Regions from separate parts of the Homo sapiens genome. Here region 1 is linked to region 2. A link is an interaction called in ENCODE POLR2A ChIA-PET data of the cell type or tissue named here. Cell type or tissue: IMR-90. All regions are shown on one strand. Links, peaks and the distances in the headings refer to the core of each region. The heading gives the core; the rest is flanking DNA.

What was found. Peaks named below come from ENCODE experiments on the same cell type or tissue, not always from the same donor. Only the 100,000 strongest peaks of a DNase experiment are listed, where the experiment ranks them.
Region 1: POLR2A ChIA-PET joins it to region 2 with 11 read pairs; 2 of 35 experiments call an interaction of 5 or more read pairs at or near these places.

What each region holds. Positions count from the first base shown.
Region 1 is chr10:24,773,732-24,780,245 of GRCh38, forward strand. It overlaps LOC105376456 (a long non-coding RNA gene), which reads right to left and starts at 4,443. Exons shown (of 3, transcript XR_930757.3): 1 at 4,221-4,443; 2 at 2,731-2,920. In IMR-90, for the core only: no CTCF peak of the experiment used is centred there; no DNase peak of the experiment used is centred there.
Region 2 is chr10:24,855,249-24,861,762 of GRCh38, forward strand. PRTFDC1 (phosphoribosyl transferase domain containing 1) reads right to left here. Exons shown (of 9, transcript NM_020200.7): 5 at 3,144-3,161; 6 at 1,665-1,747; 7 at 70-116. Among named protein-coding and RNA genes, the nearest start is that of PRTFDC1, 94 kb to the right of the region's middle. In IMR-90, for the core only: no CTCF peak of the experiment used is centred there; a DNase peak (open chromatin) is centred at 3,183; H3K27ac peaks cover 240 bases.

The sequences.
Region 1 (6,514 bases), core at 697-5,696, 82 kb before region 2:
AATATAGTCTACATTAAAACTATTTTAAGGACTTGGGCCATATTGAAACAGAACAGTTAGTTTGGAGGGCCATTGTATGGAGTGGAAAATTTGCTGTTGGGACTATGGAAACAATTCAGGCTACATTCTTGCCTGAGTCCTGAGACATTCAGCACAGCATTTTAACACATCCTTTGACATTGATTTAGAAAAATGGCAAAAATGAAAGGTATGGTGGATATCTTTATGGAGCTCACCAAAATTTATCTTCCATTCTTCTGTTTAAAGCACTCCAACTTGTTTTGGAGGAATCTTTTTGCTAACCCAACGGATAGCAGCCATGAAATTGTAGTCATTACAGTGAAATTGCCCCAGGGGTGAACCTGATTGGCTTAAACCAATCAGAACATCCTATCTCTCTAGCCATAAGGATTACTCAGATATGGATATAATCACATTTGCAACAATGAGGCATAACAATATTATAATGAAACTTCTGGGAAAAAAGTTCCCTCACACTTCTAACAACCCCAAAAGAAAATTCTTCCTCTAGATGGGATGGGAAGGTTTTTACTTCTACAGCTATTGTTGCTACTGTGAATGAAGCTGACCTTAAGACAAAACTGAGACATTGGGAGGAGCAGGGAAGAGAGAATTAGAATGAAGTCACTAGAGCCACACTGTCCAGTAGAAATTTCTGTGTTGCTGGAAATTTTCTATATCTGCACTACCCAATATGGTAACCACTAGCCACATGTGGCTACTGAGCATTGAGTTGTGGCTACTGACAGAGGAATTAAGTTTTTAAGTTAGCTAATGAAAATTTAAATTTATCGAACAGTGAATCACGAGGTGGTGCACATAATACCTATGAATAGATCCATATGTCACCTAAACAAAAATCTGTTGCCAACACACACAAGACATCTGATTTTCAGAAAGAATGGATATATTAGATTTATGTGTTCATTCAAAGCTGTTATGGCAGTTAACTTTTGAGCAAGTGACTAGAAGATCAATATCCACTACTCTTTTTTTTGAGACAGAGTCTTGCTCTTGTCATCCAGGCTGGAGAGCAATGGTGTGAACTCAGCTCACTGCAACCCCCATCTCCCAGATTCAAGCAATTCTTCTGCCTCAGTCTCCCAAACAGCTGGGATTACAGGTGCCTGGCACCGCGTCTGGCTAATTTTTGTATTTTTAGTAGAGATGGGGTTTTGCCATGTTGGCCAGGATGGTCTCCATCTCCTGACCTCGTGATCCACCTGCCTTGGCCTTCCAAAGTGCTAGGATTACAGGCAAGAGCCACTGCGCCCAGACCTCGTGATCCACCCGCCTTGGCCTCCCAAAGTGCTGGGATTACAGGCATGAGCCACCGCGCCCAGCCTACTCTTTTTTACATCTGGCATTTTATAGCTGGGAGGACTTGGGCAAATTATATCAAATCTCTGATACTTCAAAGATTAAATGAGATAATCCATATAAAGGACTCAGCATGGAATCTTGCCTGTAATAAATATTCAATGAATGGTAGCCTGCTGCTACCACTGCTACTTACCACTGACATAATATAAATGACTGTCCACCTTTTAGTACCTAGAAATGCCTATATCTGACAGTAATAGGTCACTGAAACATGAACATATCAAAGTTGGAAGAGAGCTAGAGAGCAAGTAATCCAAGAAGATATCATTGCAGAAGGGTAAATTAACTCTCAGTTGTCAAAATGACCAGGCAATTAGTAGAGCACAGAAGAGACATTACAGCCAAGACCTCCTGGCTCAAAATTACAGCCAAGACCTCCTACTTTTTATTTTTGCTTCAACTTTTCCCAGATTTTTCAAACTGCCTGGCATTCTCTATTCAACTTAGCAAACAGGTTAATACTAGTGACTTAGAGAAAATTCCATTCATCTTCTAGGCAGTTTTACAATAATAAGATAATCTTCTCAAGACCATTTAACCTCACGGTTGACTCTAGTTTCACTCTTCAAGACGTGGTGGGAAGGATTTTGCTGTCAGTGTTATTGAATGCCTGAATCATAGCTGTGTCTAAAAGATTTCAAAAGTTCAAGCACTGTTTTGATCTCATTCTCTATTTCCTTTGAAAAAAATGTTCTTAGCAGGGGAAAAAAAAACCCTTTTTCTTGAGTTTATAGCACTGTATCATAATGGTCAAAGGCAGAATTGGGTAAATTCCTCAATGAGTTATGTATTTTCCTCTTTAGTTCCTTCTCTTGTCCGCAGGCCACCATTTTATAGCTTTCAAACTGGAGCCAACAATACCTAAAGTCTAAGTTCCTACTGATTCAATACTGAACGACTTCATCTTTGAGTCAAGATGGCAGGACACCAGGGCACCTATAATTTATGACTACATAAACAGATACTGTTTGTTCTACATTGACAAATTTTGGAGTTTCAAAGTCATTTCAATCCTTCTTCACATAGCACTGTAGGGATAGACTGGTTGGAATGTAAGTTTTGAAGCTGCATCATCTCATTAAAAATTATTGTTAGACTATAGTCCTATTAGATTATGATCAATACTTTACAACTAGAAAGTCAGAATGAGAAGGTGAGACCCCATTTGAGTTAATTTTGCATTATGTTGCTTCTACATGGATCTGTTTCAAGTATCATTTAAGCCACTGTGTGAAATTGAGTTTGAAATGAGAAATGTCTGATTTATAAAGATCTTTTTACCTTACCATCCATCCTAAGCCATACCAGATGTTCTAAGATACTCACCTCAATTACCACATAAAGGAAGAGGTTCCCATACTTCCACATTCTTTCTAAAAACACATGTTAGCAGTTCATTGTTTCCATGGCTGTAAGAGACATAAGTGTGTTCCTGGCACTTTGGGAGGCGAGGTGGGAGGATTGCTTAAGTCCAAGAGTTTGAAACCAGCCTGGGCAATATGGTGAGACTTCATCTCTAAAAAAATAAATAAATACAATGTGTTCCTAGTGCTTTACATTTCTTCCCTTCTCCTACGATAGGTTAGGGGTACAAACATTTTCTCCAAATCAATGTATGCCTTTTGTTAATGCCAACGGATTGTTTTTCTCAAACATTACTATAAATGGTGATTAGACTTCTAAGATGACCACACAAAAGAAGTATGTCAATTACTTTAGCGGTTATCTCGGCTTTGGATGGCTGGGATGGGAACTAATGATGAATCTCAGAATTATTATTTCTGGGAAATGTCACCCATGCTCCAAAATGCAGACTATGAATCTTAAGAACATAACCCATATGGAAGTTGGGGACTTCTTATACTTCAATCAGGTTTCAAGTCTGGATGGCATTTACTTAAACATTTTCTTAACAATATAATTTGGTGTATGGGCAACAGTGCAAACTCAAATAATAGATTCTAAAAATATAATAATGAATACATTATATGAAAAACTTCAAAATATAAAGCATTAATGCAAATGAAAGACTACCAGACATATTAAGGAAGGCATTCTGATACTGGTAGCCAAAAATATGTCTTCTTGGAGAAATAAATGTTATGGTTGATATATACGTACAAAAGATGCAATGGGTCAATGTTAATCATATCGCCCATTGTACTTTTATACTTTGAAAGCACTGAAAGATCCAGTAGTGAGTCATAACTGTGACTTCCAAACTAGATCAATTTTGAAGGAAACTGATTCCTGAGACTAGCTGATAAATGTCATTTGTAATGGGAAACATTTGCTTTCTGGCTAGTTTAGCGCATTTAGGTAGACAGTAATGAGTTGCAGCTGAAGGGTGGAGATCCTCTAAAAAGAAGTATATTTTTTCTTTGCCAAATATAATGAAAAAAGTATTTCTTCCAAGTATCCCACTATTGATAGTCATTCAAGAAAGATTCTTGCAATGTGACTCTTTCACAGAAAAAGAAAACCCACTGGAAAATCAGAAGAGAGAATTATTACAGCCCAATAAATAGTATGGAGCTGTAAGAAGAATAATCAACATTTATCACTATAGAAACAAAGATACAAATTAAAACAAAGAAGAAATATAGCTTAATGTACAGGAAAATAAATGTATGATAAACCACATATTAGCGTGGACTAGCTTATGTTTTAATTACAAATACATCCCAAATCTCAGGTGCTTAAGACAGCAAAGGCTTATTTTTCATTATGCTACATGTTTAGCATGGGTTTGCAAGAATGCTTTGCTCTGTTATTTTCTTAATCAACATGGGACATGGAAGGGAGCAGTAAGGTACCTGTCACTGGCAATGAAATGCCTCCCCCAAGAAGAGTCCACACATCACCTTCAGTTTCATTTCATTCGCCAAAGCAAATCACATGGCAATGAGCAATTTCAGTAGAACAAAGTTCAGTTCTACCATATGCCTAGAAGAAAGCAAATTAGAATATCTGAGAACAGCTGTTTGACACACTTACAAAAGAAAAACTAGTTATAGGCCAAGGACCATTACATGCAAAGAGAGTCTACAGAACTATTAATATCAACCACTGGAAGGTATTTGTTGACAGCAAAAAAAAAATAATTTTCAAATTTACTACTAATCAATACATGAACATGAGGATCTAGAAAACGTATTGCTTAGGTTGAAAAGAAGGACATAAGTCATCATGAGAAATGGTCCTAACATAAATTTCAGGCAAAACTTTATTGGTCTGGCCAGGCAAGGTGGTTCATGCCTGTAATCCCAGCACTTTGGGAGGCGGAGGCGGGTGGATCACCTGAGGTCAGGAGGTCAAGACAAGCCTGACCAAGGAGGCGAAGGTTGCAGCGAGTTGAGATCGCGCCATCGCACTCCAACCTGGACAACAAGAGCAAAACTCTGTCTCAAAAAAAAAAAAAACCAACCAAACAAACAACAAAAAAAACTTTATTGATGACAATATATTTGCTTATGAACTCAGCAAGTCAAGGATGTTTTCTAACCAGTTTTATTAGGAAGCCTGGTCTTTGTTAGTAGACTTCAATCTCTTATTTATTTATTTTTTGAGACAGGGTGTCACTCTGTCACCCAGGCTGGGGTGCAGTGGCACAATCAGAGCTCACTGCAGCCTCAACTTCCCGGGTTCAAGTGGTCTTCCCACCTCAGACTCCCAGGTAGCTGGGACTACAGGTGTGCACCACCATGCCCAACTAAGTTTTGTATTTTTTGTAGAGATATGGGGTCTCACCACGTTGCCCTTGGACTCCTGGGCTCAAGCAATTCACTCTCCTTGGCCTCCCAAAGGGCTAGGATTACAGGTAGAACCACTGAACCTGGCCTTTTATTTTTTTCAAGCCAGGAGAAACTCCTTCCCCCCTACCCAAATAAAATCTTATGTAGCACCACAGATATAAAAACAGAGTAGTAGTAGAGTTACTTAAACTGGGATTGGACTCCACAGTGGTCCTGAGACACTGTAATACCCTGGAATATTCTAGAATATAGTTTTACAAAACACTTGTCAATAGAAGAGTGTTCTTTGATTGTTAAACGATTAGAGCTTTAGTTTTCAAGAATTAAGGGCCAGGTGGTGGCTCATGAATACATAATCCCAGTGATGCAGGAGGCTAAGGTGGGAGGATTGCTTGAGGCTAGGAGTTCGAGATCAGCCTGGGCAATGTTGTAAGTAATTTTTGTCTTTACAAAAATTAAATCATTTTAAAAATTAGCTGCATGTGGTGGCATGCATCTGTAGTCCCCACTACTCAGGAGACTGAGGTGGGAGGATCTCTTGAGCCCAGGAGCTCAAGGCTGCGGTGAGCTATGATTGCACCACTGCACTCCAGCCTGAGCTACAGATTGAAACTCTGTCTCAAAAAAAAAAAAAAAAAAAAGTCAAGAATTAGAAGTGTAATAATGGGGCTCTGTATTCATTTCTATGTTAACCTATTTACTATGTTTTAAAGAAGTAGTACAATATTTATTCTCCAATTTAATTATGTGATTCATGTAATTATATTATTTGTATCTGTCTGTGGTTGTGTTATATAGACCTTAGTAATGTGTGTGTATGTGTGTATGACTGAAAGAAAAGTTTCACAAAATAAAGCCTGCACTTACTACATGCAATAAATTCTGACATACTCTCTTCTTTTCTATGCTATTTTTAAAAAATGCTATTTTCAGTCAATAAAATTATTTCACTATCCAGTGAAGGATCACCACCACAGTTTGAAAAAGCCCAGCCTGAGAGAACTTTCTAGTTGCTAAGCCACAAGGATCTAGCCTGCTAAACATTTCCACTGGTGGTTTGAATTAGGGCATTGATTGCACATTGATCATGTCTGTAGATGACATGAAGCTGGAGGATGTAGCTAATATGACCTTAATAGGCTGCAATAATGGGTCCAAGAAAGCGACTTGAGGTTAAAAAGAACTAAATGTAGAACTCTACACTTGTGTCTAAAAGATGTAAGCCATATATACCAAATAGAGGAAATATTTAAATTTTATTTATTTATTTATTTATTTTTTGAGACAGGGTCATGCCCCGTCACCCAAGCTGAGTGCAATGTCACAATCTTAGCTCACTACAACCTCAGACTCTT
Region 2 (6,514 bases), core at 963-5,962:
AAACATAAAATGAAACACCATAAGCACAAAACAAACAAACAAACAAACAAAAAACTGAAAAACACTTACAGTCAGGTCTAAAGCCGTCACTTCTGGATGTTCTCTTCACCAACAAACTACCATTAAAAAAGACATGCTTTAGTGAACCCAATCAAATCTCTATGAATTGTAAATAGAATCAAGCATCATTAAAAGATGTACTTGAAATACATATTTTGCTACTGTGGCACTATATAGATGGTTCTGGATAAAAAGAAGACAGCAGGTCAGGCACAGTGCTTACATCTGTAATCCCAGTGCTTTGGGAGGACAAGGTGGGAGGATCACTTGAGCCCAGAGTTCAAGACCAGTCTGGGCAACATAGCGAGACCCCTGTCTCTACAAAAAATTAAAAAATTTAGCTGGGTGTGGTGGCACCTGCCTGTAGTCCCAGCTACTTGGGAGGCTGAGGTGGGAGGATTGTTGTAGCCCAGGAGTTGAAGGCTGCAGTGAGCCTTGATTGCACTATTGCACTCCAGCCTAGGTGACAGAAAGAGACCCTGTCTCAAAAAGCAGATAAAATATAAAAAAACTTTTTAAAAAGGTAGCTGTCAGCCAGGCACAGTAGCTCATGCTTGTAATTCCAGCACTTTGGGAGGCCAAATCACTTGAGCTCATAAGTTTGAGACCAGCCTGGCCAACATGGTGAAAACCCATCTTTACTAAAAATACAAAAATTGGCTGGGCATGGTGGTACGTGTCTGCAGTCTCAGCTACATGGGAGTCTGAAGCAAGAGAATTGCTCGAACCCGGGAGGGTGAAGTTGCAGTGAGCTGAGATTGTACCACTGCACTCCAGCCTGGGTGACAGAGCAAGACTCCGTCTCAAAAAAAAAAAAAAAAAAAAAAAAAAAAGGTAGCTGTCCTAGCTACTCAGGAGGCTGAGGTGGGAGGATCACTTGAGCCCAGAAGTTTGAGGCTGCAGTGAGTTATGATCACACTACTGCCCTCCAGCTTGGGCTGGGCGACAGAGCAAGACCCTGTCTCATATTAAAGAATAAAAAAGAAAAAAAAAAAGGGCCGGGTGCAGTGGCTCGTGCCTGTAATCCTAGCACTTTGGGAGGCTGAGGCAGGCAGATCACTTGAGGTCAGGAGTTCCAGACCAGCCTGGCCAACATGGTGAAACCCCATCTCTGCTAAAAATACAAAAAATTAGCTGGGTGCAGTGGCAGGCGCCTGTAGTCCCAGCTACTCGGGAAGCTGAGGCATCAGAATTGTTTGAACCCAGGGGGTGGAGGTTGCAGTGAGCCGAGATTGTGCTACTGCACTCCAGCCCAGCCTGGGCAACAGAGCAAGACTCTGTCTCAAAACAAACAAACAAAGAACAAAAAAAATGAAGGGAGCGGAGCAATTGCACGGGGGCTCATCCAGCTGCTCCTGGAAACAGCTAATGGAGGCACAGTAAAGAGGAACTCAGAAACACGGCAAAGCACGTCTTCTTCCCTTACTTCTCTCAGGCTAGCAGTCAAGGGCTGTTTTTCAGTGTGGTCAAGCTGTAATACCCCAGGGGAAAAGGTCACTAGTTTGGAATATATTACACTCTTTGGAAAGAGCATCCTGTGTTAGCATCCCTTTTGGGCTTGCTTGGAAAACTAGAAATCACCATGCTATGAATGTCCAACTCACCTGGCTACCTTAATCATGTTGGGCTTGTATTTCTCTATATTGCTGAGTAGTGCTTTCATGGTCCTCCCAGTTCCGACAACATCCTTTGCAAAAAGGACAGATAAATTCAACAAAATGCATTTGAGCAGCACAATAGACTTTTCACCCAGGGAGATACTCCTGATTAATAATGCATCGTAATTAAAAATGCCATCCAATTTGGAGCCACAGTAGGAGGAAGAGTTGGTTATGTTTTATTTAGACAGGCGCTTCTTTCTGGAAGCTGAGTTTTGGGGAATCTACTGGAGACTCTTTCCTCCTTGAATCCTTTAGCTGTGTTGAAGGGCCAAATTTAGTCTTTGGACAGCATGTAGGACTCCTCGTTGAGTACACTTGGACTTGTGTCTGCACATTCAAGGACTAAATTTGGCCCTGAGTTTATGTAACACAATACAAGGCACATGAATTTTCATGGATATGTACATCTGAATACACTGAATGGATAAAAACCTCCCCCTTGTCCTCCCCCACTCAATGGGGGATTCTATGGCTGGGAAGTGAGAGGTGTCTGGACAGCAGCTGGTGACAGCCTGTGAATTCTGAGGGTCCACGGCTGCAGTGAGCTCGGGCTCATCTCTGCTGATGAGCTGCTGCACAATTAGAGGAGAATGGGCAGCGGCGATTTATTGTCCTAAGGACAGGAATCAGCTGTCATGAGCTGATTATCAAAACAACAGGTCTGAATGTAGCCAGGGTTGGGCAATTCATTTGGTTAGAGGGTCTACTCCATGGGTTATACTGAGCAAGAACTCCAGATGCACATGGCGCACACAGGCAATTGTGTAACAAAAGGTTGAAAACAGCTCCCCTGAATTTTTTGCTGTTTGATGAGACAAGCGTGCTCCTGAAGGAAACGTGGCCATTTGCTGTATTAGTCCACTACTGCCATAGGGATCCCACGTTCTCTTTTCTCTCTTTTTTTTAACAGAAAAACAAAAGTTAAAAAAAACGAAAAACGAAAAACAAAAAAACATAGCTTTCCCCATAGCTCGTCATTTTTAATTGATTGTGTTTATGATTTTGATGCTGAAAGTATTTGAGAATTCTTGAAATCATCAGAGGTCCTTAGCAAAGACACTGAATTCAGGGTAAACAGAGTTCTAACCTTGGTTTTACTGTGAAATGAATTTGGTTCAGTGAGCTAGTTTCCTCTTCTTTAAAGTTGTCTGATTCACAAAGAAGTATAAGAATCAACACAGAGATATGTGGAACTGGATACACAAAAAGGATAAAGTCGCCCACAAATACTGTTGCAAAGCTTTTATTCTACATTATTTGAAATCAGGGACGCTATCTGGCCCCTATTCATTAAATTTGGAGAGCATGCACCCAGTGGGAGCTCAAGAAATCCTTGGTCAATTTGATAACAAGGTTTACCGTTTAAAACTCACCATTAGATTCTTTCAACCTCCAAGTATGGAAAAGGAAATGCCAGCTTACCTCAACAATGAGAACATTCTGAAATAAACAAAACCCATATTTTAGAATGTGATGCCAATCTGACTCACAGGATACATACACATTTTTTTGCTTATAGTTAGAATTTCACAATTTACTTAGACGGTCCTTCCCCATCCATCTAATTCAAAGGACTAGAGGTGATCTAGGTTTTCCAGATTCATTTTAACAGGTCCTCTGGAATTAGTTGGTGGTGCAATATTAGTATCTATATTTAGGTTAGAAGCAAGCTTATCTTAGACCTGTCTGACGAGCTCTCCATAAAGTCATCCCATTTCAGTAATTCTGCCAAGGGCCTCCCACCCCCAGCATTCCCTTGGGAGGCAAAGCCTGTTGAGAGTTTACCAGGAAAACAATGCAACATGAACTGCATTGCTAATGGAGACCGTGCTCGGTAAATGCATCATGGGTTCAGCTGTGACAGCCTTACTCTTGCACAGCCACGAAAATCCCTGGGGACTCAGGATTTCCTCTTGGATTGTCAACCTAGATGAAGAGGGTAGGCTAGAGAAAGGGCTGGGAGGTGCCTGGTCTGTATTTTTAGCGAGCTGGTTAGATTCTTTGCAACAAGCTCTCAAGGCATTCCTCTACCTCTCCCCTAAGAACACTGTGATATGGTTTGGATCTGTGTCCCTGCACAAATCTCATGTTGAAGTGTAATTCTCAGTGCTCGAGGCGGGGCCTGGTGGGAGGTGACTGGATCACGGGGGTGGGTCTCATGAATGGTTTAGCATCATCATGCCCCTTGGTGGTGTTGTATCTGGTTGTTTAAAGGTGTATGACACCTCCCCCTCTTTCTCTTGCTCCATATCTGTCTCCAGACATCTGAAGTGCTGCTCTCCCTTTGCCTCTGCCATAATTTTTTTTTGAGACAGGGTCCCACTCTGTCACCCAGGCTGGAGTGCAGTAGTGCTATCTCCGTTCACTGTAACCTCCGCTTCCCGGGTTCAATCGATTCTCCCACCTCACCTTCCCACGTGGCTGGGATTATAGGTATGCACCACCACGCCTGGCTAATTTTTGTATTTTTAGTAGAGATGGAGTTTTACCATGTTGGCCAGGCTGAGCTCAAGTGATCTGCCCTCCTTGGCCTTCCAAAGTGCTGGAATTACAGGCACGAGCCGCCACACCCAGCCACCTTCTGTCACAGTTTTAAGTTTCCTGAAGCCTCCCTAGAAGCAGAACAGATGCCAGCACCATGCTTCCTATACAGCCTGCGGAACTGTGAGCCAATTACACCTTTTCTCTTTATAAATTACCCAGTCTCAGGTATTTCTTTATGTCAGTGTGAGGAAGGACTAATACACGATGATTGTACTGCATTTTAATTTCTTGTTTGATATCTGTCTTCCCCACTATATTCTAATCTCCATGAGGTTGGGATCATGTTTGTCTTGATTCCTACCGCATTGCCAGAAACTAGCATAATGCCTGCATATAAATGCTCAATAATTATTTGTTGAATAAAGCAATAATAACTGATTAAACTTATTACTGAGTTAAAACTGACTGATTAATTGGATTAGCAGTGACATGTTAATGCTGCCCCACCAAATTAAAATATGACTGTTAATATGCCATCCCAGTTTACTAAATGGTGAGACTATCCTTTCAACGTAATGGTGTTTCTCTTTCTTCAGATGATGTTTCATTTATCTCTATGATTTATACAATACTTTAAGAATCATGGCCTGGCACAGTGGCTCACGTCTGTAATCCCAGCACTTTAGGAGGCCGAGGTGGGTGGATCACCTGAGGTCAGGAGTTCAAGACCAGCCTGGCCAATTTGGTGAAACCCCGTCTCTACTAAAATATACAAAAATTAGCTGGGTGTGGTGGTAGGTGACTGTAATCCCAGCTACTCAGGAGGCTGAGGCGGGAGAATCACTTGAAACCGGGAGGCGGAGGTTGCAGTGAACCAAGATTGCACCACTGCACTCCAGCCTGGATGACAGGGTGAGACTCCATCTCAAAAGAAAAAAAGAAAAATCAGATCAAATACTACACATTCGATAACTTACTTATGTTTAATGCAAGATTTAATTAATAAAAATGTTAACCACCCAACCACCAAACCAGCCGACCAACAACTCTGTTAACTTTGCACCGTATATCAAACACATTCTTATGTTAAAATAACTTCTTGGAAGTGTTTTTCTGTCAGTTATGACATTTTTATTCATTAAATCCATTGAAAATCTTAATTTTATCATGGAAATGTATAAGATTATTTTGTCCATTTTTGAAGCAGGGCATGCCACGTTACCCTCCACTCTTTCAGTATATTTCAGTGTATTGAAACCCCTTCTCTAACAAAAAATACAAGAGTCATACTGCCAGGGGAGTCCTCTTGGTATTTTCAACAAGAATTTCTATGATCCTAACAACCAATTTGCAGTAGTTACTTGATATGTGCATTTTTAGTTTGATTGACGCTTACCAATCAGACCTATAAACCAACCAGAATACTTGGAGAATGTTGTGGTTAATTTAATTTTCTGGCTCACAATCTCTTTTTGTTTCAACTTTAAAAAGAAAAACCTTTCTAAAATGTGTTAGTCTGCATTCCTGCCTAATTAAGTAGAGTGTATGTGTTGAATGTAATTAAATATTTTTTTGACAGTACAGAACCTTGCAAAACAATAGAGTCATCTTTGAAAAGATTAGCTTCAATTCTAAGATATAGTGGTAAGTGGGAAGTAGGATTTGGATGTATACTGATATTGAGAGATATTGAAAGACACTGTCAAAATTATTCAAATACATCTTCAAATCAAGGTAATGCATACACATGTTTAAAATAGATTGAGGCCAGGCGCCGTGGCTCACACCTGTAATCCCAGCACTCTGGGAGGCTGAGGCGGGCAAATCACCTGAGGTCAGGAGTTCGAGAGCAGCCTGGCCAGTATATTGAAACCCCTTCTGTACCAAAAAATATAAAAATTAGCTGGGCTTGGTGGCCAGCCTGCAGTCCTAGCCACTTGGGAGATTGAGGCAGGAGAAGTGCCTGCACCTGGGAAGTGGAGGTTGCAGTGAGCTGAGATGGTGCCACTGCACTCCAGCCTGGGCAACAGAGTAAGACTCTATCTCAAAACAAAAAACAAAAACAAACAAACAAACAAACAAAAAACCAAATCAAATAGATTGAAAGGTTTTTAAAAGAAAAACACCCCTCCATCACTTCACCTCTGTTTGCTCCCAATTTTGCTTCCCAGAGACAGTCACTTTTAACTCTTTTAGCTGTTTTTCTGCTTGTTACTTTTTTATTTCTAAAAAATAGACTTAGTCATGTTTCACATAGCTATTTCTGTACTTAAAAACATATTTAAATCATTTATTGACTTTTAGGTTGC